Linked DNA regions of Mus musculus: region 2 is linked to region 1. The links are chromatin loops, found by intact Hi-C in ENCODE. Cell type or tissue: gastrocnemius. All regions are shown on one strand. Links, peaks and the distances in the headings refer to the core of each region. The heading gives the core; the rest is flanking DNA. Region 1 overlaps Naa16 (N(alpha)-acetyltransferase 16, NatA auxiliary subunit). Region 2 overlaps Vwa8 (von Willebrand factor A domain containing 8).

What was found. Hi-C counts contacts between places; a loop is a spot of excess contacts. Peaks named below come from ENCODE experiments on the same cell type or tissue, not always from the same donor. Only the 100,000 strongest peaks of a DNase experiment are listed, where the experiment ranks them.
Region 2: a loop joins it to region 1, with 2.7 times the contacts of the local background. A loop is called at or near these places in 13 of 42 quality-filtered maps.

What each region holds. Positions count from the first base shown.
Region 1 is chr14:79,319,828-79,335,106 of GRCm38, forward strand. Naa16 (N(alpha)-acetyltransferase 16, NatA auxiliary subunit) reads right to left here. Exons shown (of 20, transcript NM_025832.2): 20 at 14,680-15,279. Among named protein-coding and RNA genes, the nearest start is that of Rgcc, 26 kb to the left of the region's middle. In gastrocnemius, for the core only: a CTCF peak has its summit at 7,392 (motif pointing left); DNase peaks (open chromatin) are centred at 4,483 and 7,399; H3K27ac peaks cover 920 bases.
Region 2 is chr14:79,171,195-79,186,473 of GRCm38, forward strand. Vwa8 (von Willebrand factor A domain containing 8) reads left to right here. Exons shown (of 45, transcript NM_027906.1): 41 at 9,547-9,672; 42 at 11,779-11,937. It overlaps Gm4632 (predicted gene 4632), which reads right to left. Exons shown (of 3, transcript NR_152203.1): 2 at 8,928-9,017; 3 at 7,699-8,032. It also overlaps the pseudogene Gm18081. Among named protein-coding and RNA genes, the nearest start is that of Gm4632, 20 kb to the right of the region's middle. In gastrocnemius, for the core only: no CTCF peak of the experiment used is centred there; DNase peaks (open chromatin) are centred at 7,124 and 11,777; H3K4me3 peaks cover 192 bases; H3K27ac peaks cover 4,102 bases.

The DNA of each region.
Region 1 (15,279 bases), core at 2,645-10,644:
ACCGGGCAGGAGGAGGATTTACCAAGTGCTTGTGAAGTGTAACAATGTTACAAGAGGCGAAGTGGTTACTACAATGTAACAAATGGACACCACCTGCCACTCATGTGCACTTTCCTATACTTAAAGTTAACCACTATATATTGATTATATATATAAATATAAAGTATACATATCTTTATAAATATAAATATATAATATATTTATTTATAAATATAAATATATAATATATATGTATGTGTACATATATATGTATATATGAAGTAAAGAGAGACAAATGATATCCATTAATATGTAGTATATGTCATAGGATTCATGGACTATGAGTTCGAAAGCCTAATAAAAATTTTCCTTTTATGTTGGCCATTTATGAAAACATCTAACACACATAAATTATTTTAACTTGCTTACAGCCTGGTAGTCTTTGCAAGTATAAATTTTTCTAATTTTAATTTACATAGAGATTTGGGTTCTAGAGAATTATGAAAACTCCTCAATCAAAAACAGAACAGAAAATTTGGTATGAAAGAATAAGTTTAAAGGAAAAATTATGTCCCGGTCAGCAGAGTGCTTGCTTTGGTTGTGAGCCACCATGTGATTGTTGGGATTTGAACTTAGAACCTCTGGAATTGCAGTCAATGCTCTTAATCTCTGAGCCCTCTCTCCAGTGACCCCCCCACTTTAAATAGGTAATAGGTGAATTTAGTACATGAGTTTAGATTCTACTATATAAGGGAATAAGGATGATCGAGCTCTCTCTCTCTCTCTCTCTCTCTGACTCTTGATTGACAGGGTCTCTATATAACCCAGGTTGGCCTGGAACCTTGGGTTTTTTTAAATTATTTTTTTGAGATGTATTTTTATTTTCTGTCCATAGTTGCTTTCCTAATTAAAGAATTTAAAGTAGGACAGAGCGTGGCCAGTGTCTTGGAAGGGTGGGTGTTGGCCACCCATGGTCACATGATACTTGGGAAACCAAGTTCTGCTCTCTCAGGCTTCTTAGTTTCATTAATAGAATTAGGGACACAAATAGAATCCACATCCATCCCCACCCCCAACCCCCTGAACACACAGAAGCCGGAGGACAGTTTTTAGAGTCTAGAAGGAGAACCCTAAGGCAGGCAAGCTACGGATCTCCTGGCTGCGTGGAAGGGAGGACAGAAGAAAAACAGCCAAGCTATTTGAGATAAAGTAGCCCGGAGGTGAGCCACCCTCCAGGAGGGGGATGCTTAGAAAAGGTGTTAGGAAGCCCAGAGCTTTGGTTAAGGAGTTTCGAAAGAATACTTAAGACCTGGTCCTACTGCAGAAAAGAAAAACAAATAGCTCTGTGTTCTATGTCGGCCATCAGACAGGGACAGATCCCTGAGCCTCCTGGCAACTTTGCTGGCTGTAGGGGCTACACTGTGGGCTTGGGGTGGGGGTGGGGGTGGGGGAGCGAGAGTCTGGACAGAAAAAGCACTCTGTCTAAGGTGAGCGGCCTTCTTATGGTCCCCTAGCCAGCCAGGTCCCTGGCCTGCCACAGTGCTGAATTAACCCTTAAGACAAGAGACAAGGGCCTGTCTCCACCTAGAGGTAGATTCTGCTCTCGACACCGCTAGGCCCAGGAACTAAAAGGTGCAATGGACTCTACGGGCTTAGAATGAAAAGCGTAGGAGGGATCCTATAATTATTTTAGAGAGCAGAGGAGTACACAATAAATAGTTTTTAAGGGCGAGGACTCCCCCACAGACACCCCAGGAAAGTTGGATCCCGTAACCCAGATTTTCAATATTTTTGTGTTTTTTGTTGTTGTTGTTGTTGTTTGTTTTGTTCTTTTGTTTCAGTTCTAGGGCTGGACCCCAGGGCTCACATGGGAGACCAGAGTGCCACACCTAAGCTGCACCACACACACACACACACACACACATCCCTGGTCTCACATATGTTTCTTTTATATAGAAACCTAATGCACTAAGTCTTATGCTGACTCCATTTTTTTTAAAATAGGATGTTTTTGAGGGAATAAACTGTGACCACCCCCAAAAGATACCGGTATTGACTCTTCAAGGGGCTCTGAGCAGAGTGATCATGGAAGATGTATGGCTAGCCTGCACTGTCTCTGTGTGGCAGGGTCAGCTTTGAGAGAAGCACCTCACACACTCCCTCATGACAGTGCCCTCTTTCCTTCCAGGCACTGGTCCGATGAGCATTTTGAATTTCTTTGGCACCCACTGGCATCTCTGCCTCATATTTCACAGGCTATATTCTGCACGTATATTTCTTAAAACAGATGGACTGGTCTAGGCCCACAGTGGACTGGCGTATTTGTGGCTATGAGTACCACAGCAGAGAATGTCCCAGGCATGGATGAGTACAGACTGTTTCCAAAGGTGCTGAAGGCTGCCCGAGGAGCCAGGCTCCAGTTCCCTTCTTGGTGTGCGGGGTATTTCTGTACTGTCTTCATGAAGCACATATACAGCTTTTACAGCTCCATTCCTCTTTCTTAAATCACTGTATTGGATAAACCTCACAGAAATCCCACTCATTTGATGCTCTCTCTCTCTCTCTCTCTCTCTCTCTCTCTCTCTCTGTGTGTGTGTGTGTGTGTGTGTGTGTATGTCACAGCATGCATGAGGTCCTCAGGGAATAATTTGCAAGGGTAAGTTCTCTACTTCAACTATGTGGGTTCCAAGGATCCAACTCAAGGCCACCACACTTGGTGACAAGCACCTTCACCTGCTGAGCCCTCTTGCTGGCCCCATCTTTAGGAAAACTTCAAGCCTGTAGAAGAAAGTCCACTCCATCGACATTTCCTCCCCATCCTTTCCGCATGCACACACACCCAGCTCTTAAAAGCCATCGGTTGACCCCATCTCTGTGAGTTGTCTCTCCTGGACATTTCCTAGCCTGGAGTTAGACAAGTTGGCACTTCTTTCCTTTGAGTCCCCAAGGTTCGTCCATTCTGGAGCGTGTGCCAGCACCTCAGCTTTTCAATGCCAGATAACATCTCCACTGTAGAGATGTGCACAACTTACTGAGCTGCTCAGCCGCTGTTGGGAAAATTACTTTTCTTTTTCTTTTGGTTGTTACAAGTAGTGCTGTTGTGAACAACTGTGTGGAGCTGGAATCTCATCTTTTTAGGAATGGAGTTGCTTAATGTGAGGTTTGAACAACAGTGGTCCCTGTGGGGGTTTGAATAGGAATGGTCACCCCAGAGGCTCATGTGTTTGAATGCTTGACCCATAAGAGTGGCACTACTGGGGCTGGAGAGATGGCTCAGTGGTTAAGAGCACTGACTGCTCTTCCGAAGCTTCTGAGTTCAAATCCCAACAACCACACGGTGGCTCACAAGCATCCATAGTGAGATCTGATGCCCTCTTCTTCACTGTGTCTGAAGACAGCTACAGTGTATTTACATATAATAAATAAAGAAATAAATCTTTTCTAAAAACGAGAAAGATTTTTTAAAAATGAGTGGCACTATTAGGAGGTGTGGCCTTGTTGGAGGAAGTGTGTCACTCTACGGGTGGGCTTTGAGGTCTCCTATGCTCAAGCTACACCTAGTGTGGTACACAGTCTCTCCTTGCTGCCTTCATTATAAAGATGCAGAACTCTCAGCTCCTTCTCCAGCAGCATGTCTGCTTGTATGCCACCAAGTTTCCATGTGTCACTGGGGGCCTTTGAGGTTTCAAAATCCCAGGCCATTTCCAGTTAGCATTCTTTTTGTTGTTGTTGTTTTTGGTTTTTGGTTTTTTGGTTTTTTCAAGACAGGGTTTGGAGTGTTTATACTAGAAAGCCAATAAATTCTCCTTATCAAACACAATTCTCCCTTATTAAAAATGTTCACAATTGGGGGCTGGAGAGATGGCTCAGGGGTTGACAGCACTGACTGCTCTCCCAGAGGTCCTGAGTTCAATTCCCAGCAACCACATGGTGGCTCACAACCATCTGTAGTGAGATCTGATGCCCTCTTCTGGTGTATCTGAAGACAGCTACAGTGTACTCGTACACATAAAATAAATAAATCTTTTAAAAATAAATGCGCACAATTGACTTTCAGCAAATATTACCCCATTCCTGTTGGTACTCCCCCTTAACATAAACAAGCATATCTTGGGAAGTGGCAGACCAAACCATCACATGACAGCTTGGGAGGAGTGGAAGCTGTGGCCTGCTGCCTTGGGACTTCATCCTTTTCTGCTCCAAGCCCCTATTCTGACCTCCCCCTTTCTATCTCCTCCCAACTCAGCCAGGTATAATCACATCTCCTCTACTCTTTTTTTTCCCCATCAACATTTCTAATTATATATTTAAGGGTGAATAATTATGAAACAGTTGCTGTGGACAGGAGATGGAGTGTGCATGCACCAACATACACACACACACACACACACACACACACACACACACACATGCTAGAGGCCACAGACTCTCTGAAATAAAATGGTTTAAGGAGCTGTTGTAGACACTAGCAAGAAAAGCGCTGCATCCTGGGACCCCCAAGCGCCAGCAGAAGGAGCAGCAGGCTTTCGGAGTGTTGGGCAGTGTCCACTGAACAAGAACTAAGCATTGTGATTTAATGAACAGTTGGAGAGGGAAGTTGTCTGTTCCGACCTAGTTTCCCCGTGGACATGGATGGAGCAGCGTATAAAGCCGGCAGACTTGGAGGGAAGGTGGCTAGGGCAGTAATGAAACTTTAACTTTAGGTTTTACCTTTCAAATCGCCAGAATACTATTCCCACCTTGCCAGCTGATCAACTTTCCTCACCTCTGCTCCCCTCCAGTCTCCAATGCTTGAAGCTCAACTCAAGACAGCTTGGAATTCTGCCCAAGGCTCTACAGCACAGTGTTTGTATTGAGCTCATTGCTAATCAGAACCCTCCCGCTGGACTTGGGCATTATGTACTGAAAAGGTAGGCTTTGTCTGTGATCTCAACACACTGGTGAGAAGTAGGAGATTCTGCATGAAGGAATAACTAACAGCAGGTCCCTTGTGCTTCGAACACTACAGAGGACCCATAGGGAGAGAAAACAGCAGACTAGAAAGTCAGTGTCTCTGGACCTTTGCTTCTACACAGGAGTCTGAGTTTTCTTTCTTTCTCTCTTTTGTTCATTCCTGAATTTGCAAATACTATATATATATATGTGTATATATATATATATATATATATATATACACATATATATATATATATGCAAGGCTCGAAGCCCTGGCTTACATTTTCCAAGTTGTATCCAGTTTCCATGAGCTTGTTTTGAGATTGTCTTTCTATGTCGCACTGGCAGTTGTGGAGCTCTTGATGTAGAACAGAGATCCTTCTGCCCCCTCCCCCACCCCCACCCCCCACCCCTTCCCCCGTGCTGGGATCAAAGGCATGCACCACTATGCTCGGCTAATGTTTGTAGTATAAGCCCAGGAGTCCCAATGTTTGGTATATACAGATTTACAAGTATCACACCTTCTTGATGGACTTCTCCTTTTATTAGTATAATATGGAAGAAATCAGAACATGGTTGGGGGCAGGCAGGCAAGAGAGATAAAGAACAACACAAAATAAAAATACGTACGTACAAAAATGTCACAGTGAAACCAGCCCATGCCTTTGTATGATAACCAAAAGAATAGAAGGCAACAAATAAATAGAATTCTCTGAAATACCTTTGAAAGAGCCAAATGGATGTTTCAACTCAACAAATGGATTTACATACCAGGCAGTGTTCTGTACATGGGATGAATGCATGACACAAAATTACTCCTAATTAAGTCAACTGCGAAATGTCGACAACAATTTTGGCCCTGGTGGTGTTTTCTGGTCCACAGCACCTACAAACCTTGAAACCTCCCAGATGATGCTTTGGAACCAAGTCCTAATGAGGTGACTGGTGACTGAGGATCTTGTAGAGCCTCAAATTGGGGCTGGTGTTAGAGAAAGCCAATGACAGGGTCAGACGGCTCGGGTTTTGACCCCAGACCATCCCATCTGCAAGGAGCCTAAATATAGGCTTGATTGCTCCTGGCCAATTTTCAGTCTACCATACCTAATGTATTCTCCATTACAGCCAGGCTGAGGGCCTTCTAGGTTCCCATAATCCTCTGGAAGTGTTAGCAGAGCGAAGCACCCAAACTCATGAAAGCGATGTCTCCACCCTCACCTCTTCCCATCTGACTGAACACCTGCATCCTTTCTAATATTCTATAAGAAACAAGTTAGTAGTCGGGTGTGGTGGCGCACGCCTTTAATCCCAGCACTCGGGAGGCAGAGGCAGGTGGATTTCTGAGTTCCAGGCCAGCCTGGTCTACAAAGTGAGTTCCAGGACAGCCAGGGCTATACAGAGAAACCCTGCCTCAAAAAAACAAAAAGAAAAGAAAAGAAAAGAAAAGAAAAGAAAAGAAAAGAAGAGAAGAGAAAAGAAAAGAAAAGAAAAGAAAAGAAAAGAAAAGAAAAGAAAAGAAAAGAAACAAGTTAGTGCATGCTTCCCTGAGCTCTAGGACCGTTCTAACAAATGATCCAACTGGAGGAGAGGACCACAAGGATTTCCAGCCAGTCAGTCAGAGGCACTGAATACCTAGACTTCAGCCGTCTTGTGGGACTGGAGCCCTTAACCTGTGGGAGCTGATGTTACTAAGTTCAGGCAGACACAGTCAGAATTGACATGAAGTATAAGACACCCAGCTAGTATCAGGGACCTGGTCTTTGTTAGGGGAAAAATACACAAATGTTTGTTGACAGAGTGTTCTGGGTTGAGTGTTAAGAAACAAACCAATCCGTCTTACCCTGTATGACTTATTCTGGGATGGTACCAGTGAGGTAACCAAAATGAGCCTTCCAGTTTGAAAACATGACAGAATCTTGTTTCCTAGAAAATATGCTGACAAGAAGTAGAAGCCCAGGAGGGTGGGACCCTGCCTGAGGCCAAGCCCTATTCCTCTCACCCTGAGATCAACACTGTCTTCCCACACAAAATGCTCACGCTGCCATTTAATGTCAGGTAAACAGACTTGTACTTAGTAAAAGCTTCGTGGAATTGTTCATCTCTACAGAGGGCAGCCACCAGCAACCTACTGGATCAGGAACCCACGCACCATCAAAGAGGAAAAGCATCCGTGGTAAACACCCGAGGTGATGAACCTGCTCCCAAAGAGCAAAGACAAAAACTAACTCAACCTGCCGCACAGACACACATGCTCGTTCTTTTTTTTTCTTTTTTGGTTTTTCCAGACAGGGTTTCTCTGTATAGCCCTGGCTGTCCTGGAACTCACTTTGTAGACCAGGCTGGCCTCAAACTTCTGCCTCTGCCTCCCAAGTGCTGGGATTAAAGGCATGCACCACCACCACCTGACTACACATGCTCATTCTTAAGAAATAAACAAATAAGGTAAATAATACTGAGTTGGAAAGCCTGCCCTCTAGTGGGAGAAATAACGAACTGACCGCCCAACTGCATCATTTCAGAAACCACGGTCCTGAACCAACGATGCATATAAACATAGATAGAAGTCAGGGAACAGCTATGAGCACTTTCTATGGGGTTTTCTGGGACCTGTTCTCAGGGGCTTTCTTGTTGGACAGACAGGACCTGGACCTCACACCAGGTCAGCCTGATACTACGAGATTACTGGGGATGACAGGCAAGAACGCAGTTCAAAGCTGAAAGGGATGGGTCTGGGTCAGACCCGGAGTTGAGACATTGTGTGGCCTTAAGAAAACTGTTACCTTTGAGTCGTGTCTAATGAGGATGACAATTATGGTAGATAAATACGCTGCAGCAAGGGTGCAAGCTAGAAAGGAGACAACTTCTAGGACACACAGCTATCTTGCAAGGTTTGAAAAAGGTGTCCCTTTTGGTGGAGGAACTGCAAATGATGCCCCTTTTGAGAAGAACTGCCTAATGTTAGCACTAGTCCCCAATGGCTATTTAATTTAGGTGAAGGGGCCAGCAAGATGGCTGTTGGGAAAAAAGTTTGATAATGAGTTCTATCTCCAGGGTCTATCGTGGAAGGAGAGAACTGACTCCTGCAAGCTACACACACACACACACACACACACACACACACACACACACAGAGTGAATAAATATTAAAAGGTCTTTATGTCAGGCTTGGTGGTGCAGGTCTTTCATGTCAACACTTGGAGGCAGAGGCAGGTGGATGTTAGTGAGCACAAGGCCAGCCTGGTCTACATGGAGAGTTCCAGGGCAGCCAGGGCTACACAGTCACAGTGTCTCAAACAGAAACCAAGCAAACAAAAAACCTTTGCATTTAAAGTTAAACATTGAAAAGCAGTTCTTCATACTCACTGGTCATATGTCAGTGGTCATCCACAGGTGGCCAGAGCTACCCAGATGCACAGAAAGGACTGTCCGACAGCTGTACTTTTGTTGTTGTTGTCTTTTGTATTGTATGCTTTTCCTCTTTGATGGTATTGGATTTATTTATTGCCTCCTTTCTTTCCTTCCTTCTTTCCTTCCTTCCTTCCTCTCTCCCTTCCTTCTTTCCTTTCATCCTTCCACCCATCCTGCTGTCCCCACCCCCACCCCCCCCACCCCCTCCACAACCCTTTAACCTTTAGCCTTTTCCCCTTCTCTGGCTTTCTTTAATGCAGCATTCCCCACTGTGTATCCTCCATTGGTCTATTAGCTACACTTCTATTTTCTCAAATACAAGACTCTTGAATAGTAGTTGCCTTGGAGTTTGCAACATAGCTTTACAACTGCTCTTAGTCCCCTTTCAACTATCACTTTACCAAAAATCCTAGATCACACAGGTGCCTTGGACCAGAGCCCCCAGCTCTTCCTATCCTTCACTCATCTCCACGACTCATCCCACGAGTCCCTAAATTACAATCACTCAACCTACGTTGTATTCTGTAAGCTCTACAAATCAAATAAGAAAGGAAAAGAGCAGCTTTGCCTTAGTTTATTCTGTCTCTAACACTCTGGACGTTTGTTTCTAACCACTCCAGTTTTTCTTCTCTCTTAAGAATGCTTAACAGTGAGCTGGGTGTGGTGGCGCACGCCTTTAATCCAGCACTCGGGAGGCAGAGGCAGGTGGATTTCTGAGTTCGAGGGCAGCCTGGTCTACAAAGTGAGTTCCAGGACAGCCAGGACTACACAGAGAAACCCTGTCTCGAAAAACCAAAACAACAAAAAAAGAATGCCTAACAGCTGTAGTAAGATAGACCTACTAAGGAGCAAGGCAGACTTGTTTGGTTAAACCTTGACCTCTCCACATCTGAAGGATACTTTTGCTGGACACAAAATTTTAGACTGTTTTCCCTCTCAGATCCTTTAGAATTCTATCTCACCCACTCTCTTTTCTGTTTGGTTCCTGGAAAGAACGTAGGTGCTGATTGCTATCTTTCTATAAGAAATGTGGGTTTTGTTTATGTAGGATTTTCTCTGTCTTTGACTTCCTATGGTGGGGATAACTTGATACACTTTGCAACAGGGAGCACATGAAAGTTAACTGGGGCGCATCATCTTGTCTTTTTAAACTAGTCACGTTTGGCATACCTTTTGGTGTGGATCTCTTTTTTCTGGTTCATCTTTAGCATGCTTCATCTATTTCTTTTACTTTTAACTTTAGCTTCCATTGTGCTTCTTATAAGCAATTAATATAATAAGAATCTCGAGTCTTCTGGTTGGTTAAACCATGAGTCTTAACCAGTAAACTACTAACAATTGTAATTAGTGTCACATCAGAATCTCTTTAGTCTTTAACTGAGTTGACTTCGGAACTTTTCTTCTTGGGTTGCCACAGGTTGTACAATCAAATTTGTCCTTCTCTATTTATTTTGTATTTTTTTCAATCTTTATAATTACTAATTTTCTTTAAAGAAAAAACCCTACACTCTGCATAAAGAATTACATGCAACTAAAGAATGCTGAAAGTCGGAGAAACAGTTTTCCTCCGGGAGGGGCACAGCAATTGGTTATCTGATACCAAATGGTACACACATAAGTAACATTCTACAGACCAAGAACATTGTATTTAAGATATAATATAGGTATGAGACAATGTGGTGACCTTCGCTGAGCCACCTAACAGTGGGGTTATGGAACCTGAAGACGTCACCTCCTATAGCCAAACAGCACCCCTCAGTAGAAGGATAAGGACACCGGCTCACCCACAAAACTTTTGACCCAAAATTTGTCCTGTCTAAAAGAAATAAAGGGGCAAACATGGAGCCAAGGCTGGAGGAATGGCCAACCAATAACCAGACCCATCTCATGGGCAAGCACTAATCCCTGACACTATTAATAATACTCTGTTACGCTTGCAGACAGGAGCTTAGCATAACTGTCCTCTGAGAGGCTCTACCCAGCAGCGGACTGAAACAAATGCAGATACCCACAGCCAAACATTGGACAGAGGTCAGGGACTCTTATGGAAGAGCTGAGGAAAGGACTGAAGGCCCTGAAGGGGGTAGGAACTCCCCAGCATCAACTAACCTGTTGGTCTTCCCTGTCAGTCATCTTAACCTGTTGGTAAATACTGAGAGCTCTCAGAGACTGACCCACCAACCAAAGAGCTATATGGGGTGGTCTGAGGCTCCCCACATTAATGTACCAATTAAATGCTGCTCAGTTTCCATGTGGGTTCCCCCAAAACTGGAGCTGGGCTGTCCGTAAAGCTGTTGTCTAACTGTGGAATCTGTTCCCCAACAGGGCTGCCCTGGCTAGCCTCAGTGGCTAAGCCTAATTTTGCAGAGCCTTGATGTGCCAGGGTTGGAGGGATACCCACGGGGCTCCACTCTCTCAGAGGAAAAGGGGATGGGATATAGGGAGAGACTTTGTGAGGGAAGACTGGAAGGGGACAGCATTTGGGATATAAATAAATAAATAATGTTTTAAAAAAGAATATAGGTATGTACATATACACATATACATATAACAACAGTTAATACCTTTGGCTATGGATTTGAAAGACAGCAAGAAGAGTTATATGGGAGGGTTTGGAAGAAAGAAATGGAAGAGGGAAATGATGTAATAATTTCAAAAAATAAGAATAACTAGATAAAACCTACAAAATAGAAGAAAAGCAATGGCACAATAAAAAAGAAAATATCTGCCAGTGGGTGATGCAGATACTATTAATAACTTTTATTTAGCTTTGTTTCTTTTACTTGAAACAAAATTCTTTATATCTATTTTCCTAACTATCAAAAATAATTTCAACCCACTTCAGTTAGGATGGAAGAAGAGGAAGAAATACAGCATTTACTCATTCAACAAGCATTTTCACACTACATATAGGGACGTACCAGGAGTGTAAAAATGAATGCTAGAGTTCACAGCCACAAAGATCTCACTGTGCTACACTGACTTACTTTATCGATGACATGCAATTAACATACAGCCCGATCCTCGACTGCTGTGACATAGGACTGTTGTGAAAATGTGCACAAAGGACTGGCCGCTGTACTAGCTGCACAAAAGATACCTGATGAATGCTGGGTATTATTTTTGTGACGGGTGGTAAAACAGTAAATAGATATAAAAACTGCATGTTACTAGAATACAACAGGCAATGTTTCTGGGAGGAGGAAATGCCTGCGGATGCACCGCAGACAGGAAGCGCGCGCGGGGGTAGGGGTGGGGCGGGGCGGGGGGTGGGGCGGGGAGCACAGCAGAAGGAAAGCATGCCCTGCGTAGAGATAAAGAGATTCTGACTGACAGTCTCCATCAGGAGAGTGGAGCTGGTACTTAGAACTGGCAAGGTGGCTCAGCAGGTACAAGCACTTGGTACACAAACCTGACAACATGACCTTGATCCCTGGAACCCACGGTGGGAGGAGAGAAACAGTACCCAAAAGTCCTCTGACTTCCACACAAGCACTGTGGCACGAGTGTGCCTGCTTTCTCCTCCCTCCCTCCCTGGCCCCCGAGTCTCTCTGCTTCTTTGTCTCGGTCCTTGTTTGTCTCTCACACACATAAATAAAAATCGTAAGGTATTAGTATTTATTCATCAGTTATGTGTTAGTCACTACATTCATGTACACACTCATGTACACACACACACACACACACACAGATCTGAGGTAGAAATTATAACTCCCATTTGACAGGATAACTAAGTCTTAGCAAGGCTAAGCAAATTATTCAGCACTGGGTGCTGCATGGGACAACTATGAGACCAGGAAAGGAAAGTGACGGGACAGGCCAACGATCTGAAAAACCCAAGCTATTGAAGTCTCAAACACTTGGCACTGAGTTGTTCTGTCAGAAGTGGCCCTGCGGGGCACAGGCAGGGAGACCCGGAACCTGCAGCATCAGTAAGCAGCTAACCCTCCTGCAATTGCTCTGGCTACCCATGCGGGTCTGGGCCAGAGCGGTAGCACCAGGAAGGAAGCATGCAGGCAGGAATGCCACACACCCTGGTTTCTGGTCTGGCTTTGCCATTAGCAGGCTTGGGTGAAATCCCAATTTCATGAATAGAACTGATTAGCTACTCTCTTATCAGAGTGACACAAATATATCCCAAAAACATGAGGGAGGAGAGGTTTGCTGTGGATCATGGTTTCACGGCCCTCAGTCCATCAAAGCAGAGAATATGGGTGGAGGAGCTCATGATGACAGACAGGCAGCAGAGGGGGTATTGTCTTCAAAGGGCCTACTGACTTAACTTCTGCCAACTCCTAAAGGCTCCTCGGCTTTTAAAATAGCACAAGCTGGGACCAGAACGCATACACATAAGCCTGTGGGGGACACTTCTGATTCAAACCATAGCACGCAATCCACAGCTCTCATTTCATACTGCAAATTCCATAATTTAGGATATATTCAGGGGCTGGAGATGGCTCAGCGGTTAAGAACACTGACTGCTCTTCCAGAGGTCCTCAGTTCAAATCCCAGCAACCACATGAAGGCTCACAACCACCTGTACAGCTACAGTGTACTCATATACATAAAATAAATAAATCTTTCTTTTAAAAAGATATATTCAGTCCAACTTCAAGTCCCTATGGTCTTAATAAGGTCTCAGTATTGCTCAAAAGTCTAAAATACCTTCTGACATTCAAAACCATTCTCTTAGTTGGAAATTTTGTAAAATCGAAAACCAAGTTATGCATACTCCCTATTAATTCATTCCTGGTCAACATTCCTAGTCCGAGAGGAAAGAATGAGACACAGCAAGGGAACAGTGAGTCAAAGCAAGATGAACACTCGCAGAGAAAACATGAAACCCTGAAGCTCCATGTGCCATCAGGGTCACATAGTGTCATGATCTGAGTTTTGAAGAGCTATGTGCCCAGACCTACCATTCACAGCACAAGCTACCTTGGGGGTAGCTTCACAGAGCCCACAGCTTTTTTCCAGCACCAAACATCTTTCTGGCATCTCCAGCATCCTAGAATCACCTGCTCAGGGATTCCCTGCAGGGAACTTAGCCCTGGCTCTTCTGCTTTCTCGAACTTTGGTGAAACCTCTGTGACCCTGTAACTCTTTAAGATGCTGGCAAAACACTCCTCCTTCAAACCAAAGGTCTCTGAGCCACCCGGCAGGGTTAAACCATAGCATGCCCACTTCTCTGGCACCAGCTTTCTATGTAACTTTATTGCTGAGAAACAGCTTAAGGACCTGACCTGACCTTTGATGATGTCTGTATAGATGAGTTACCTAGTTATCTATGACCAAAGCACAAGAAGTAAATCAGGAGGGAGATCTGCGATTTAAAACTACCAGAACTTGAGAATAGATGTGTTCAGGGAGACTGGAAGAGTTAGAAGAGGCAAGCCAGAAAACAAGTGCACATATACAGAAATCTTCCAATACTGGCTTTTTCTTTTAAATTGGATTACGTTTCTGTCATAGACCTGGTTAACCATGATCTTGGCAAGGCAGTTCTGGGGATATCAATGCCAAGCAACTCCCCTCCCCATTCTACCCACACATCAGCTCTGGCTGAGGTAAGGGAAGTTTAGGAAGTACCACGGGCCTACATCTGACCACTCACATCTCAACTGCACATACACTGAATTCTCAGAAACACTAAATTATCCAAGAAAATAGTTAAAAATAATAAACTTTTAAAATAATTTTATTATCCACGTGTATAGTTTTGTGCATGAGTACAAGTGCTTACAGGGGCCAGAAGAGGATGTGAGATCCTCAGGCTGTGAGCCACTGACTGTTATAAACCACCCAGAGTGGGTGCAAGGAGCGAACTTGGGCCAGTGTGTACTCCTGAGCCATCTCTTCTGCACCACCCTCCACACCAATGCCTTTGAAAGGCTGCTGTTGAAAGCAGTTTCCAGTGTATTCAACCAGCATCCTGTTGGCATTAAGAGGAATGACTTACTTGCCAGGACAGATAGTCCATGACCAATATCCTTTTCTTACTTGCCAGGACAGTTCATGACAAATAGCCATTAGTTTTTCTTTTTTTTTTTTTTAAATCAGTGTCTCAACACGTATCCCTGGCTGGACTGGAATTCCATCTATAGAGCAGACTGGCCTCCTATTCAGAGATCTTCTGAAGTGCTGGGATAAAAGAAGTGTACCACCATGCCTGGCCCCATTTTATACTTTTAAAACACCAAAGAATCCTATTTACTGTGGCACCAAAGCATATCTGGAAGTTGGTTATTGACAGTCACATTTTCTATAAACTTGAAAAGATTGAGATGATTAAGTTTCTACTTTCCCAAAAAATATTTTTCTAGTATGGATACAAAATAATAAAAGATATAAACAAGCAACTCTGCATGAAATAATTTATTGTAGCATTGTCTAGGTTGGCATTATTTTACAGTGATCTTTTTTCCTCTTCAATAGCTATGAATCTAAGAAATAAAGGAAAACCACTTTAATTAGAACTGTCTAAATAAAATCATCTCTCTGGGTTTATATCAGGTAGATTTACAGACATATTGACACTGAGAAATGGAGTGATTCCATGATGTAGATATGGCAAAAAGGGCTCCCCTCAAATACTGTCCAACAGCACTATGAGTTAATAGTTTAATTGTAGTTTAAGGTCTCATCTGAGAGATCTAAAACTTCACTGAAGGGCTGTGAGGGAGGTAGTGCTGTGTTCTAGTGTGTACTCTGCCAAGTCCTCCTCCCTTGAAGAAAACCTCTCAGAGTAGCTGCTTGCTAAGTCTCCAAGCAGCTCAACCACGAAAACACAATTCCTACCCAATCGCCTGTAAGACTAGACTACATACACAACAAATTTAACTGTTAAATTTACATGACTAAGAGGCAAACCAGTCTTCACATTCGGAATCATCAACATAACACTGGTGTATCCTTATTCAACCATAAAGTATCACTTTTATGGCTATGACAAAGGAAATA
Region 2 (15,279 bases), core at 3,888-11,887, 150 kb before region 1:
TGTCCATTTCGTCCAGGTTTTCCAGTTTTGTTGAGTATAGCCTTTTGTAGAAGGATCTGATGGTGTTTTGGATTTCTTCAGGATCTGTTGTTATGTCTCCCTTTTCATTTCTGATTTTGTTAATTAGGATTTTGTCCCTGTGCCCTTTAGTGAGTCTAGCTAAGGGTTTATCTATCTTGTTGATTTTCTCAAAGAACCAACTCCTTGTTTGGTTAATTCTTTGAATAGTTCTTCTTGTTTCCACTTGGTTGATTTCACCCCTGAGTTTGATTATTTCCTGCCGTCTACTCCTCTTGGGTGAATTTGCTTCCTTTTTTTCTAGAGCTTTTAGATGTGTTGTCAAGCTGCTAGTATGTGCTCTCTCCCGTTTCTACTTGGAGGCACTCAGAGCTATGAGTTTCCCTCTTAGAAATGCTTTCATTGTGTCCCAAAGGTTTGGGTATGTTGTGGCTTCATTTTCATTAAACTCTAAAAAGTCTTTAATTTCTTTCTTTATTCCTTCCTTGACCAAGGTATCATTGAGAAGAGTGTTGTTCAGTTTCCACGTGAATGTTGGCTTTCCATTATTTATGTTGTTATTGAAGATCAGTCTTAGGCCATGGTGGTCTGATAGGATACATGGGACAATTTCAATATTTTTGTATCTGTTGAGGCCTGTTTTGTGACCAATTATATGGTCAATTTTGGAGAAGGTCCTGTGAGGTGCTGAGAAGAAGGTATATCCTTTTGTTTTAGGATAAAATGTTCTGTAGATATCTGTCAGGTCCATTTGTTTCATAACTTCTGTTAGTTTCACTGTGTCCCTGTTTAGTTTCTGTTTCCACGATCTGTCCATTAATGAAAGTGGTGTGTTGAAGTCTCCCACTATTATTGTGTGAGGTGCAATGTGTGCTTTGAGCTTTACTAAAGTGTCTTTAATGAATGTGGCTGCCCTTGCATTTGGAGCGTAGATATTCAGAATTGAGAGTTCCTCTTGGAGGATTTTACCTTTGATGAGTATGAAGTGTCCCTCCTTGTCTTTTTTGATAACTTTGGGTTGGAAGTCGATTTTATCCGATATTAGAATGGCTACTCCAGCCTGTTTCTTCAGACCATTTGCTTGGAAAATTGTTTTCCAGCCTTTCACACTGAGGTAGTGTCTGTCTTTTTCCCTGAGATGGGTTTCCTGTAAGCAGCAGAATGTTGGGTCCTGTTTGTGTAGCCAGTCTGTTAGTCTATGTCTTTTTATTGGGGAATTGAGTCCATTGATATTAAGAGATATTAAGGAAAAGTAATTGTTGCTTCCTATTATTTTTGTTGTTAGAGTTGGCATTCTGTTCTTGTGGCTGTCTTCTTTTTGGTTTGTTGAGGGATTACTTTCTTGTTTGTTCTAGGGCGTGATTTCCGTCCTTGTATTGCTTCTTTTCTGTTATTATCCTTTGAAGGGCTGGGTTCGTGGAAAGATATTGTGTGAATTTGGTTTTGTCGTGGAATACTTTGGTTTCTCCATCTATGGTAATTGAGAGTTTGGCCGGGTATATTAGCCTGGGCTGGCATTTGTGTTCTCTTAGTGTCTGTATAACATCTGTCCAGGCTCTTCTGGCTTTCATAGTCTCTGGTGAAAAGTCTGGTGTAATTCTGATAGGCCTTCCTTTATATGTTACTTGACCTTTCTCCCTTACTGCTTTTAATATTCTATCTTTATTTAGTGCATTTGTTGTTCTGATTATTATGTGTCGGGAGGAATTTCTTTTCTGGTCCAGTCTATTTGGAGTTCTGTAGGCTTCTTGTATGATCATGGGCATCTCTTTCTTTATGTTGGAGAAGTTTTCTTCAATTATTTTGTTGAAGATATTAGCTGGCCCTTTAAGTTGAAAATCTTCATTCTCATCAATTCCTATTATCCGTAGGTTTGGTCTTCTCATTGTGTCCTGGATTTCCTGGATGTTTTGAGTTAGGATCCTTTTGCATTTTGTATTTTCTTTGACTGTTGTGTCGATGTTCTCTATGGAATCTTCTGCACCTGAGATTCTCTCTTCCATTTCTTGTATTCTGTTGCTGATGCTCGCATCTATGGTTCCAGATCTCTTTCCTAGGGTTTCTATCTCCAGCGTTGCCTCGCTTTGGGTTTTCTTTATTGTGTCTACTTCCCTTTTTAGTTCTAGTATGGTTTTGTTCATTTCCATCACCTGTTTGGATGTGTTTTCCTGTTTTTCTTTAATGATTTCTACCTGTTTGGCTGTGTTTTCCTGCTTTTCTGTAAGGGCCTGTAACTCTTTAGCAGTGCTCTCCTGTAATTCTTTAAGTGACTTATGAAAGTCCTTCTTGATGTCCTCTATCATCATCATGAGAAATGTTTTTAAATCTGGGTCTAGATTTTCGGTTGTGTTGGGGTGCCCAGGACTAGGTGGGGTGGGAGTGCTGTGTTCTGATGATGGTGAGTGGTCTTGATTTCTGTTAGTAGGATTCTTACGTTTGCCTTTCGCCATCCGGTAATCTCTGAAGCTAGCTGTTATAGTTGTCTCTGTTAAGAGCTTGTTCTTCAGGTGACTCTGTTAGCCTCTATAAGCAGACCTGGGAGGGTAGCTCTCTAATTAGTTTGAGTGGGCAGAGTATTCTCTGCAGGCAAGCTCTCTTCTTGCAGGGAAGGTACCCAGATATCTGGTGTTCGAACTGGACTCCTGGCAGGAGTTGTGTTCCACTCACTAGAGGTCTTAGGATCCCGTGGGGAATCCTGTGTGGGCCCCTGCGGGTGTCGGGCGCCTCCGCTGGCAAGGTACCTCTGGGCTCGAGTGGAGCAGAAGGGGCTTGTGCCCCAGGTCAGGCCTGGGTAGTCTGCTTCCCTATTTACCGCAGTCTCAGGTTCCGCGAGATTGGATTGGGGCAGATGCTGTGTTCCACTCACCAGAGGTCTTAGGATCCCGTGGGGAATCCTGTGTGGGCCCTTACGGGTGTCGGGCACCTCCGCTGGCAAGGTACCTCGGGGCTCGAGTGGAGCGGAAGGGGCTTGTCCATAAGGTGCTTTAGTCAGAGTATTTTACCACAGCAACAGGAAAAGAAATGACACTGAGTAACAGTAAAGTGGTTGAAAAGTAGAAAGCTAGTTTTACTATTTTACTAAAAAGTAAATTGTAGAGCCTTTCAATGCTACCCAGGGACAGGTCGATATGGCAGTGTTCTTCATTCCCATTGTAACTTAAAGGGAAACTTACAGTGTCTGTCTGGAGCCTTTGATGTCCTGCAATGAAGGAGGAGTATGTCCTCAGCTTCCTTGCCAAAGGAACCCTCTTAGGTGGCACCAGCCCTGACTTTCAAATGAAGCAATATGTCTGCGAAAGGAAAAGTGATGATATCTACATCATAAATCTAAAGAAGGACCTGGGAGAGGCCATTGCTTTCAGCTTGGGCTGTGGTTGCCATCGAGAACCCTGCTGTCAACATCCTCTCCTCCAGGAACACTGACCAGTGAGCCATGCTGAAGGTCACTGCTGCCACTGGAGCCACTCCCATTGCTGGCTGCGTAGGGACCTTCACTAACCAGATCCAAGCAACCTTCAGGGAGCCATGGCTTCTAGTGGTGAGTGATCCCAGGGCTGACGGCCATCCTCTCACAGAGGCGTTACATCAACCTGCCCACCACTGCTGTGTGTAAAGCAGACTCCTTTGGGCTAGGTGGATATTGCCACTTCATGGGACAACAAGGGAGCTCACTCATGGTGAGTCTGACATGGTGGATGCTGGACCAGGAAACACTCCACACGTGTAGCACTATCTCCCATGAAGACCTGTGGGAGGTTACATCTGATGTTTACTCTACAGAGATCTGGGGAGGTTGAGGAGGAGAAGCAGGCTGCTGTTGAGAAGGCTGTGACCAAGGAGGGATTTCAGGGCGAATGGACCATGCCAGCCCTTGAGTTCACTGCTACACAGCCAGAGGTGGCAGATTAGTCCAAGAGTGTGGAGGTACCATCTGTGCCCATGCAGAAGCTCCCTACTGCATACTGGAGTGCCCAGTCAGCCACTGGGGATGCTCAGCTCCCACTAAGTTAGAGCCACCACTGAGAGGTCCTGAGCTGCTCTGCAGACACCTGAGCAAAGGGGAAAGGTGGAAGGGCGATAAAGTTCCTAAAGGCTGGATAAAAGAAATGAGTGTGGAAACCCTCATCCCTACAGGAGAGTGCTAGCAACATGCAAGAAGCTTTGAAGAATTTCTACCAAGTCTGGAACTTATACCAAAGACAATTTTTTAAAAAAAACCAACTTCCTGAAAATTAGCTAGCAAGCGTGTGAAACCTAACTGGAGCTGGGGAGAAACACATCACTTAACCTCTGGTTTGTCCATGCCTAGCAGCAGCATGGGGAGCACTGCAGCACTGGGGAGGAGGGAGAGTAGAAAGGCCTACACATGCAGTGGCTCCAACAAGCAGAAAGATAAGATGGTAAAGAAGCCAGCCCAGCTCCAGGATGTGCTTGGCTTGAAGACTGGTGTTTGAATGAGACTGGCTCCCATGGGCTCCCATAGTTCAATGTTTGATCCCCAGTTAGTGGAACTGTTTAGGAAGGATTAGGAGGTGTGGCCTTGTGGGAGGAGGTGTGTCACTGGGGATGGGCTTTGTGGTTTCAAAAGCCCCATGACATTCCCAGTTAGCTTGCTCTCTGCCTCCTTGTGGATCAAGATGTAAGCTCACAGCTTCTGCCCCCAGCACAATTGCCTGCCCGCCCCCGCCTGCCTTCCTGCCTACCTGCCTGCCATGTTCCCCACTGTGATGGTCATGGACTCACCCTCTACAACTGTGAACCCCAAATTAATATTTTCTTTTATAAGTTGCCTTGGTTGTGTGTTTTATCATGGCAAGAAAATAGTAACTAAGACAAAAATCAGATCAGTGAAAAGCAGACACTGGAAGTTGGCCCCATTGCAGTGGCTCTTCCAAACAAAGAAGCAAGGACATAAGTGCAGACCACAGAGGAAACAAGTGAAAACTTGAGAAAGCCAGTTAGACGGAAGTGAACACTGAAGAACTAGCGATGGATAAAATTTTATTTTTTGGTTTTGGTTTTGGTTTTTCTAGACAGGGTTTCTCTGTGTAGCCCTGGCTGTCCTGGAACTCACTCTGTAGACCAGGCTGGCCTAGAACTCAGAAATCCGCCTGCCTCTGCCTCCCAATTGCTGGGATTAAAGGCATGTGCCACCACACCCAGCGGATAAAATTTTAAAACAAACAAAAACTCTGGAGAAGCGTCCAGGGAAAGGGTAAGAAAGTGCTCTGAGCTGAAGAAGGCCCGCATGTGTGGGCTGTAAGAGCATTACAGAGTACCTCAGCATCAGAGTACCTCAGCATCATGAGAGTACCTTATACAGTGTCCGAGTCTCATGTCCTGGGGCCATCAGAATACATAGAGGAAATGTAAAATCTGGAACAAAGCACCCAGAAGTGGTGTAGCTGGGTCTTTGGACAGTTATTTTTATTGCATTTGTGTGTGTGTGTGTGTGTGTGTGTGTGTGCGTGTGTGCGTGTGTACGGGGAGATACATGCATATAATGCATGTGTGGAGGTCAGAGGACAACTTTCTGGAGTCAGTTCTCCCTTCTGCCAAGTGGGTCCCAGGGATTGAACTCGAGTTTTCAGGCTGACCGCAAGCTCCTTTACTGGATTAGCCATCTTGCCAGCCCCAAAGTCCTAGTCTTCTCTTGACATAGTTTAAGGAAACAGTCTTTGTGCTAGAGAATGCTTTGGGATGATGATCATTACAGGAAAATAAGGGCCGCTTAAGAAAATTAAGACTAAACTCTCCAGTCTTGGGTGATAACCAAAGATAACAATTAGGATATTCTAAGAGAAAAATAACTTCCCCATCAAGGGCAGTAACAGTAACCCATGTCCAAGCAGAAAGAAACACTTTTATCGTGTTTTAAAAGAATTGTCATAATTATTATCATGAAAGAAAAACTCTTCACTTTGCTGCATCTGTGCACCAAGGCTCCCCGGAATCGCATGACTCTACAGCACTCGATATCTGAGCCGCTTTCTCCCTGTCCAAGGTCCATGGCACCTGCAACTAGGAATCAACTTCTTGTCCTCTGTTACAAGTTCTGGGTCAGAAATTGTTAACAACCACTTTGTGGTCTTGAGGGCTGCCTCACAGTAAAGGTTTTTAAAGTCTTTTTATAAAACTTTCTTAAATTAGGCACACCTATATGGCAGTCTTCACTATGCTAATTTTTCAAAATTATATAAGTACAGTCATTGTAGAGGTCAGAAGTAGGCATCAGATCCCCCTATACTGGAATTATGGGTTGCTGTGAGCATTTGATGAGTGTGCTGGAAACCAAATGTGAATCCTCTACAAAGCACTAGGTGCTCTAACCATTGAACCACCTCTCCAGCCCCGTACGGTCACGCATAAAGAAACAAACCACAGCGTTCTACTCACTTTATTACAGCAAGAGCGCTACAGATGTAATGGTTCATTTCTTCTGATGCTGAATAATATTCCATTGCTAGAACATACCACAGTTTACCCAGTTATATCTCGGTTGCTTCCAAGGTTTTGCAGTTATGCATAAAACACCATGTATAATTTGTGTGTGTTTGTGTGTGTAGATGCAAGTTTCTTACGTGTTGTGTAAATACCACGGCTTGCAGTTGCTGGATTATGAGAGTGAGTTTTGTTTTACAAGAAACTGCCAAACTGTCTTCACAAGTGGCTATAGCAGCTCCACCGGCAGTGAGCGTTCATTCACTCAGCCCTTCTTCGCCCACACTTGGTGTTGTCAGCGGCTTGGATCAGGGCCATTCCTAGGCATAGGATGATATCTCATAGCTGTTTTAATCTAATGGTGGAGAATGTCAGACGTGCTCTCACATGTACAGTTGAGCAGGCCCCACAGCAAAGAAGGCACACTGGTACTAAGGTGTTGGCCTTTAAAAAGACTTACTCTTTGAGACTCATGTATATGATGTATTTTGATCATACACCCCAACACACACACACACACACACACACACACACACTTCCTCTCAGCAGGTTCCCTCCAGCTTTGTGTCTTGTCTTAGAGACCCCCTGAGTTTACGGGTATGGGGGGGGGCGGCTTATGTGAAGATGGCTATAGGGTTATTGCTGGACTCTGGGCAACTTGCCAGTGGCTATAGCAACCATTAACTGCCAGTAACTCCTCAGGATAGAGGTGGGACCTCACGAGCCCTGCTCCCACCCACGATGGGGTGTTGAAAGCTCGTCTTGGGTGTGTTTTCTGCAGGTAGTGGTAGCTGCTGTTAGTCTGTGCATGCAACGGCCGTGTCATTTCATAACACCCATCACACCCTTCACCCTTCTTTCAGCTCTCCCTCCTGTGCTTTGTTTCCTGAGCCTTAAACATGGAGATGTCGATGCCCCCCAGAGAGTGCGCATTCAGTGGTGCCTCAGCATTCACTGCCACCACAATAAGAAGCTCTCTGAGCAAGGCTGAGGGCAGCACTGATCTATGACTGTAAACATAAATAGTAAGAATGTAATTTGACAATATGCCCATTTAGTGTAACAGGTTTTCCCATAGGTTTTTGCCCATTTTTAACTTTTTAGAACATGGGTTTTAAGAGAATTTTATATATTTGGAGTATCATTCCTTTATCAAAATTATAAATGAATATTATATATTAATGTAAATATGAAATAAAGAAACCTGTAATGGGGGAGAAAAAAAAAGAAACCTGTAGCTCACCAACATGGATATTTTAATTCTGGTGGGCAGTTGGCCCACGTGTATATTCTTGGCAAGAATTCCATGAGTGCACAGAAATAGTGTATCCTGGCACAAAGCTCAGATCATGGAAAGTCATGGTAAGATATGTAGCTACCAGTGACAGGAAGGAGGGCAAATATAAACCTTGAGCCTTCGTTCCCACAATCTTCTCAGGCCACCACCCCTGAAGCAGGGATGGGGACTTGGCTCCTGTCATTCTGGTGACTGGTTGGTGATACCGCAGGCTTCCTTGGAGGCCTGGCATTGCTGGGCATCACTGCCGAGGACTGACTCCCGCATGGTTAGCCACTAGGGAAATAAAGAAAAAGTGAATGAATGTGACATAGTTGCAGTAGCTAGCTGTCATCAAAATGGTACGAAAGTTGAATTCTTAAGCTGGGCTCAGGAGGAATATGGGATTTGTACTGGTATAAAATTGTATGTCATGTTAGGTAACAGATGCACCATTGTTAAACCTTTATTCACTAATTTTCATAAATCAAAGGTGATGACCCTGAGGCTTCCCCACCCACTCTGTTAGCTGCTGCATGGCCATGTTAGCCCGGCATGATTTCAGTCCCATGCCACATCAAGTTCTTTTAGTGAATTTTTAATGCCTACCACAGCTATAGAAAACTAAATTTAAACCCCTCCTGTCACCATAAAGGAAATAGAAAATATTCTAATTCCATTCTTCCCCATATTTTTATATTTCTGAGACAGAGTGTGTCCTAAAGTCTGGTTTGTATTCCCAAGGCTCCTTTAGCATAGATCGCAATGTAGCTGCGGTCATGGGCTCTCTTAAGTATGCACCTTCCTTGGGATGTTAGAGTTCGTCTTAGTCAGTTAGGGTTTCTGTTACTACGATGAGACACCGTAGCAACATGCGGAGGAAAGTGTTTGTTTAGCTTATCCCTCTACATCATTATTAAGACAGGAGCTCAAACAGGGCAGCAACTACTGCCGAGGCAGTGGCGGGGTGCTGCCTGCTGGCTTGCTCAGCCTGCCTTCTTATCAGCCCAGGGATGGTACCACCCACAATGAGCTGGGCCCTCCCGCATCAGTCACCAAGAAGATGCCCTGCAGACTGTCCACAGCCTCATCTTACAGAGGCCTTTGTTTAGGTCTCTTCCTCTCAGGTGGCTTTAGCTTGTGTCAGGCTGACATAAAACTATCCAGCACAGAGGTTTTTTTTATCCTTTACCTGTCTGCTTGGGCTGTCTGGCACAGTTGTGTTACTGTGGCAAAGCATGCTGTGGAAGTACCTTCCAAAAAGTTCAGATGCTTTCCAGACCTAGAAAAGCGGAGAGCCATGTGTCACACAGGCGGCTCCCATCCTCCCCAGCTGTTCCAGTTTGCACACACAGTCTCGGGAACCTGACTAAATTCCCATGCAGAAGGGAGACGGCTGAAGCTCAGCGCACAGACTCTGTCACCGTTAACAAGTTCAAGCTGATTGTTTTGTTACCTAATAAATTTTCTGGGATCCCTGTAACAGAAAATCCATAAGAAATACGTCATCATTACATTTCCAGACATTGAACTTTCCCTTGGGGTTCATCTGCATACCGTCTTCCTGTTCGTATGTCCTCTGTGCAAGTTCTTTGTATTGTTCCATGTGTTAAAACAATTACAGCTGAGAAACCACACTCCAAAGGCCTTTCTCATAAGCAGAGCAGAGGCCATGTGACCACATTCTGGCAGAGACCTCTCTGACTGATAGGATCCCGGTGTATTTCCTGTTATTCATGAAAGAAAGTGTGTCAAAGAACTGTAGCACTAAGCACGTAAAGATTCATGTGTCTTTGTCGGTGACATTGCAGGCTAAAGGCAAAGAAAGACAGTGGCTAAGACACCAAGCTACCGGAGAACTGGACGACGCCAAGATCATTGACGGGCTGGCGGGAGAAAAGTCCATCTACAAACGTCGGGGTGACCTGGAACCCCAGGTAAATAATGGGGAACCCCGAGCCTCAGATCCACATAGTTCAGCCTTCTGTACAGAGTTCATGAGTTGTGTCAAAACACCATTAACCCAAAATATGCAACTACAGAAAGCATTATGGGAAACATAACTTTTTTTTAAAAAGGCTCACGATATGGAACACGTACACAAAATAGAATAATATTAAGAACAAGCAATGCAAGAGCCAGGCATGGTGATGCACTCTTCTAATCCTGACCCTCAAGCGTCAGAGGCTGAAAGCACACTGATCTACAAAGTGAGCCCAGGACAGCCAGGGCTACGTACAGACACCCTTTCCCAAAACAGCATCAAAACCAGCAAAGGCAGGGTGAGCTTTAACCAAATTTAGAGGAGTTAACACCAGAGTTCAGACTGTGACCTAAGGTTCAACCAGGCGAAGCAAGGGAATAAATAGTAAAACCGGAAGATGCTAGTTTATATCAGAACAGAAGAGGGTAGTTCACGGTGCTATGGTCCTCAGTGGAGGGGAAGCCAGCCTTCCTACCCTAGTCCAGCCACCTCAGAGAAGAAACCAAGAACAAGCACTGCCCACCAGCCCTGCACCAGCCAGTAGCCAGAAAGCCAGAAGCCAAAAGCTACCTATGCGGCCACCTCCAGGTCCATCCACTCCCCAGATGCAGAGTGGGTGCTCTGAGGATGTGGGGATGGGAGATGCCCTGCTGCTTGTGGATCCCAGAGGAGTCTTCAGGAGAGAGAAACAGAGCAATCATACGGTCTCCTGCTCTCCTGAACTGTAACAATCTGTGTCTATCACATGCCTTCAGTTTGTAGGAAACAAGGAATTCTCTCTTAAGTTATACTAATTGTAGTAAATAAGTATTCACCAGACTGTGGCAACATGGTCAACTATTGAATCCTAGTGAACTTTGGGGTTTTCTATCGCCCTGAATAATCAAAACTGGTGAGTAGCCACCGGGAGCCGGGGCGCAACGAGCGAGGACAGGAGTGTCACTCTCTGTAATGTTTACTCAGAGTGGATCTGGTAGTAATTTGGGAGGTCTTATTTCTATGTCATTGCCATGAGTCAACAGCTGCTTTCTCTGACTCACTGTGGTCAGCAAGTTGTGGACACATCTGTGAGTTAGTCATGCACACGTGTGTGCCACGCTGCTTCTAATCAGGGACACTCAACATAGTTTAAAGGGATGTATAAGATTTGCTTCCTACTGTTATTCTCTAAACATTCATGATATCTTAAGTTATTTATTTATCCTGCATATATGCATATATGTGATGTACACACACACACACAGGGGAGGAGCCATGCATGCCACAGCAGGTATATGGAAGTCTGAGGACAGCATGCAGGACTCAGTTCTCTCCTTCTCCCATGTAGTCAGGCTCCATGGCAAGTTCCTTAGCCACCAAGCCATCTCATGAGCCATCTCACCACCCTCTACAGGATTTTCTTGAAATTATTAGTTCTGCCTATCATATTTCATGCATGCCAGCAAGTATATAATAGTAGAATAATCTGGACTTTTTCTTATTTATTATTACTGACAATCTAAAAAAAAAGTGCATTGGCGGGTCTGGGCCCCAAGCTGATCTCTAAGATTTCACATTTTAATCAGTAATTTTTGCCAGATAGCGGTTCAATGCCACTCTAACTGCCAAGAAAAGAAAAAGAAAAAAGTTCAGCAAGCAGAAGAAAACCCAAAAGCTCTAAAGAGGCGTTCGGAAAACGCTTACGCTCTTGGCCAGGCCACCTCTCACGTAACTGTGCTGTAACAGTCTGGTATTTCTTCAGCCTAGGTGAAAAATGACCTTCAAGTGACTGCGTAGGGATGCTGACGCACAGAGTAAAGGACGTGGGGCTTCTATCCTCCCAGGCTGACATTTCTAAAATGCATTATCTTTAAGTTGTCAACCTCCGGACGGTAGCTTTACCATATCCCAGAGGCAGTTCTTTTCCTTGTGCAGCCAGTCTGACATCTGCTTACTAGGGTACCGCCATTACCTCCACCCTCTGGGACAGCCCTGTACAGACCTGCCCACCTTGGGCTGCCACCTCAGAGCCTGGGCAAGAAGCCAGCTGACCATGGTTTTCTGCCATCCCCTCCCTCAGCTGGGTAGTCCACAACAGAAGCCCAAGCGCCTGCGCCTGGTGGTGGACGTCTCCGGCAGCATGTACCGCTTCAACGGGGTGGATCGCCGGCTAGAGCGCTCGATGGAGGCAGTGTGCATGGTCATGGAAGCCTTCGAGAACTACGAGGAGAAATTCAAGGTAATGGTTCCAGTGGTAGAGCGTCATTGGTCACTTAGGGTCAGTACCGGTAAGGTGGATGCAGACTCCACCCAGAGCTCCAGGCACCATTCTCTCAGCAGCAGGGAACATGGCTGCTGCTTCACCTGTTCTAACTAACAGTAACATAACTGAAGGGCCCAGTAACCTCTAGTTCCCACAGAGCAAAGCACTGCAACATGTAAGTTGTGTGATGCTAAACTGCAGGGTTTCCTGGAAACTCCGAAGCCTGTTCTCATTTTCCTGGGCATCCTCACCGAGTGCCTCTGAACGCTGACATCCCATCAGCAGCCAAGGTCTGCGCACAGCATCCTGTGAACAGTGAGCCAACAATAACATACATCCGCAGCTGGCATGGCAATTCACCCGAGAGGAAGCTGCCCTCTGCTCAAACCATTTCCAGCTTGTTGTTGTGCAGTTTGCTATCAAATCCCCCATTTCAGAGGTCTGAGGATAGGGAGGCAATTCCCACTCTACAATGTCGCCAGCCAGTAGGAGCCACCTCATCTTCTTGTGATTGTCCATAGAAAACACAGGCATCACAGCAGAAAACCTGACTACCAACACATGCCAGAGAGAGCCATGGTATGTACAGATATTGTGAAGGGCACACAACCTAAGCATGCAAACTCTTTAATGGATAAAACAATCCTTGAGCAACGGAGTCTCAAATCCATTGCCATTTAAGCAGGCACCCCACCTGTACCTGAAGACTGTGCCCCATGCCATGGCTCTGTATTACGCAAAAACAAGAGACCAGTTGGCTTCCCATTTCCCTTGGGCTCCTTGTGAAGGGTGCAGTCCACTGGCTCTCCCAGGGTTCCTGTGTAGTCTCTGGGACAATGGCCTTTCAGGGCTCAGTGGGGAGCAGCGAGCAGCGTCCAGCATGACTACCGCGGGGCTGCAAGGCTCTGCACACACAGTACAGGGATAAATGCATCTAACACACGGCTGAGCACGAGAAAGCTCTGCTTCCCTTCATGACAGCAATGCTATCCCTCGTGGTCACCGAAACCCGGGGAACTATGTAAGAGTCCCTCTTGGCTCTATTGTAGTTGCCAGCATTCCCAGAACCCCAATCAAAGACTCACTCTGTCAGGGTGAGGACAGGACACGGGAAGTCTGGGATGCTTCCGAGCTAGCATTGCACAGCTTGTAAGACGCACTACTTCCTCCTGTGGGAGCCAGAGGTGGTCAGCCTTTTAAAGCGCACTCTCCATGCTGTCCACTCTGAAACTTTCCATCTCTTGACCCTCCGGGACCTCACATGTGATTGCATCTGGGTTTGTTTTTTTTTTTTTTAATAGAAAATGTTTATTTAAACCATTTTGACCAATGGGTGGCTAGACAGCCATGGGTCAGTATAAATAGCCACATCTTACCTAATGTTCAAAAGCATTGAACCTGCCCCAACATCCCCATCACAAGCTCTTTCCAGGCCTCCCCTCCGTTCTTATGTAATGGAGACTGTCCTATTGCTGCCACCCCTCCTACACATCTTGAGAGTTGATTGGCTACGGGTTTCCCAGGCCCCCTCTGTAGAGAACAGAGGAGTGATGGAGTCGTATATTCTGTGAGATCTTCTCCTGCTCCTAACTAGGGTACATGCGGGTACACAGCTGCAGAGGTGCCCTGGAGGGCACATGAGGAGTAGGCGCACACAGTGCAGAGGAGGACGAGTGGGACTGAGGCTCTGTCTCTCAGACTCCGGCTACATGCGTGCGTTTTCATCTCTTTTTAGAAATATTTGATATTCTTTATATCATTATTCCCAGCCACTTAGTCTGTCTACATGTTTAATTTCTTGTTTATGAAAGAAGAATAAGGTCCAGCAATGACTCCTGGGCAAATCGATGATGGTGTGTGAAATACTCAGGATGGCATCACCCGGCATCTTTGGGAATTGGTAGTGCAATCTAAAGCTCCTGCCTGAGTTCCAGACAGTTCTTAATTCAGTCTTCCTGCAGCTAGCCCCGGACTCCACATGTGCTCGGCAGCCTTCAGAGGTGCCAGCTGGTGAGGGGGTCTGCAGGCTGCCCACGCCTCTTGGCACCTGCTTGTGTTGTGTTTGGCTAGAGCTCTGTGCTGCCTTCTGGGGTCATTACAGTCTGGACGGGAGGCTCACTTACAGCCCTCACCCACTCTCTCCCACATTAGCACAACCCATGCCAAACCACAGGGACCCTCAAGCATGAGCCGTACTGAGACCTAACTCAGCAGTGTGACATTCGCTAAGCCACTTGGAGTCTTTAAAGTACCTCAGAGTGTTCAGCCACCTGACTCCACAGGTTCCTAGAACAGCACAATTTACAGACAGCCAACAGCCAACTCCTCCAAGCTAGAGCCAGCACTGTCCCTGCCGGTCACACAGCACGTAGGCAGGACACTAATGATTCTGTCAACTGTGACTTCCATCAGGGAGCTTCTCCTTTCCTTCATTCTGTTTGTTCTTTTCTCCAAGCTCCCGGGAGTCGTCAGTGTCATCTTAAAATAGACTTTCTTTTCAAAAGCTCTTGATGTCCTGACAGTTTTTTTCAGACTGTTTTTCCACTAAACATTCAAACAATGGTACCAGAAAATGGATTTGTTCTCTCACTCAGAAACTGGGCTTTGGAGAGACAATAACGTCAAATGTTTCATTTTATTGTTTCTATGAAAGTGTGTAAGAGTCAGGCAAACAGTATGAAAGGAAGCCTGGGGGAGCATGTGGGGTTAGGGCACCCCACACCTCCTGCACTACCCAAGAGCTCCACTTATGCTGCACAATGTTGTGTAAAGTGGACTTTGTATAGTTGATTCCATTGCTGAGAGAGAGTTGGGGATGTAGCTTTGGTGGTAAAGAGTGTGACAAACACCATGACCAAAAGCTTTAGGGAGTAAAAGCTTTTGTGGCCTAATTTCCCAGTCACTGTCCACAGAGGGAAGCCAGGGCAGACACCATGGAAGGCTACGGCTCACTGGCCTAGGCTCAGCTCTCCTGTACAGCACAGGTCCACCTGTGTAGGTATCCAGCCATCTTCAGTGGGCAGGGGCCCCTCTCCTCACTCAGGACAATCTCTCACAGACATGACCCCAGATCAGGCTGACCTAGGCAATTCTTCAGCAAAGATTCACTCTTCCTAGGTTAACAATAAATTCTAACCAGGCCCCTTAGCCTGTGCAGGGCCCTAGGGTCTATCCTCAATACTGCAAAAACTAAAGTGGAAAAGAAACCCATTTTTCTAGAACCATACTGAACTTTTGCTTCTCACCGACTCCAAGGACTTTCCTTCTGTAGATGGTGTTGTGGGTCCTCACCATCACACGTATGAAACATGCTCCCCT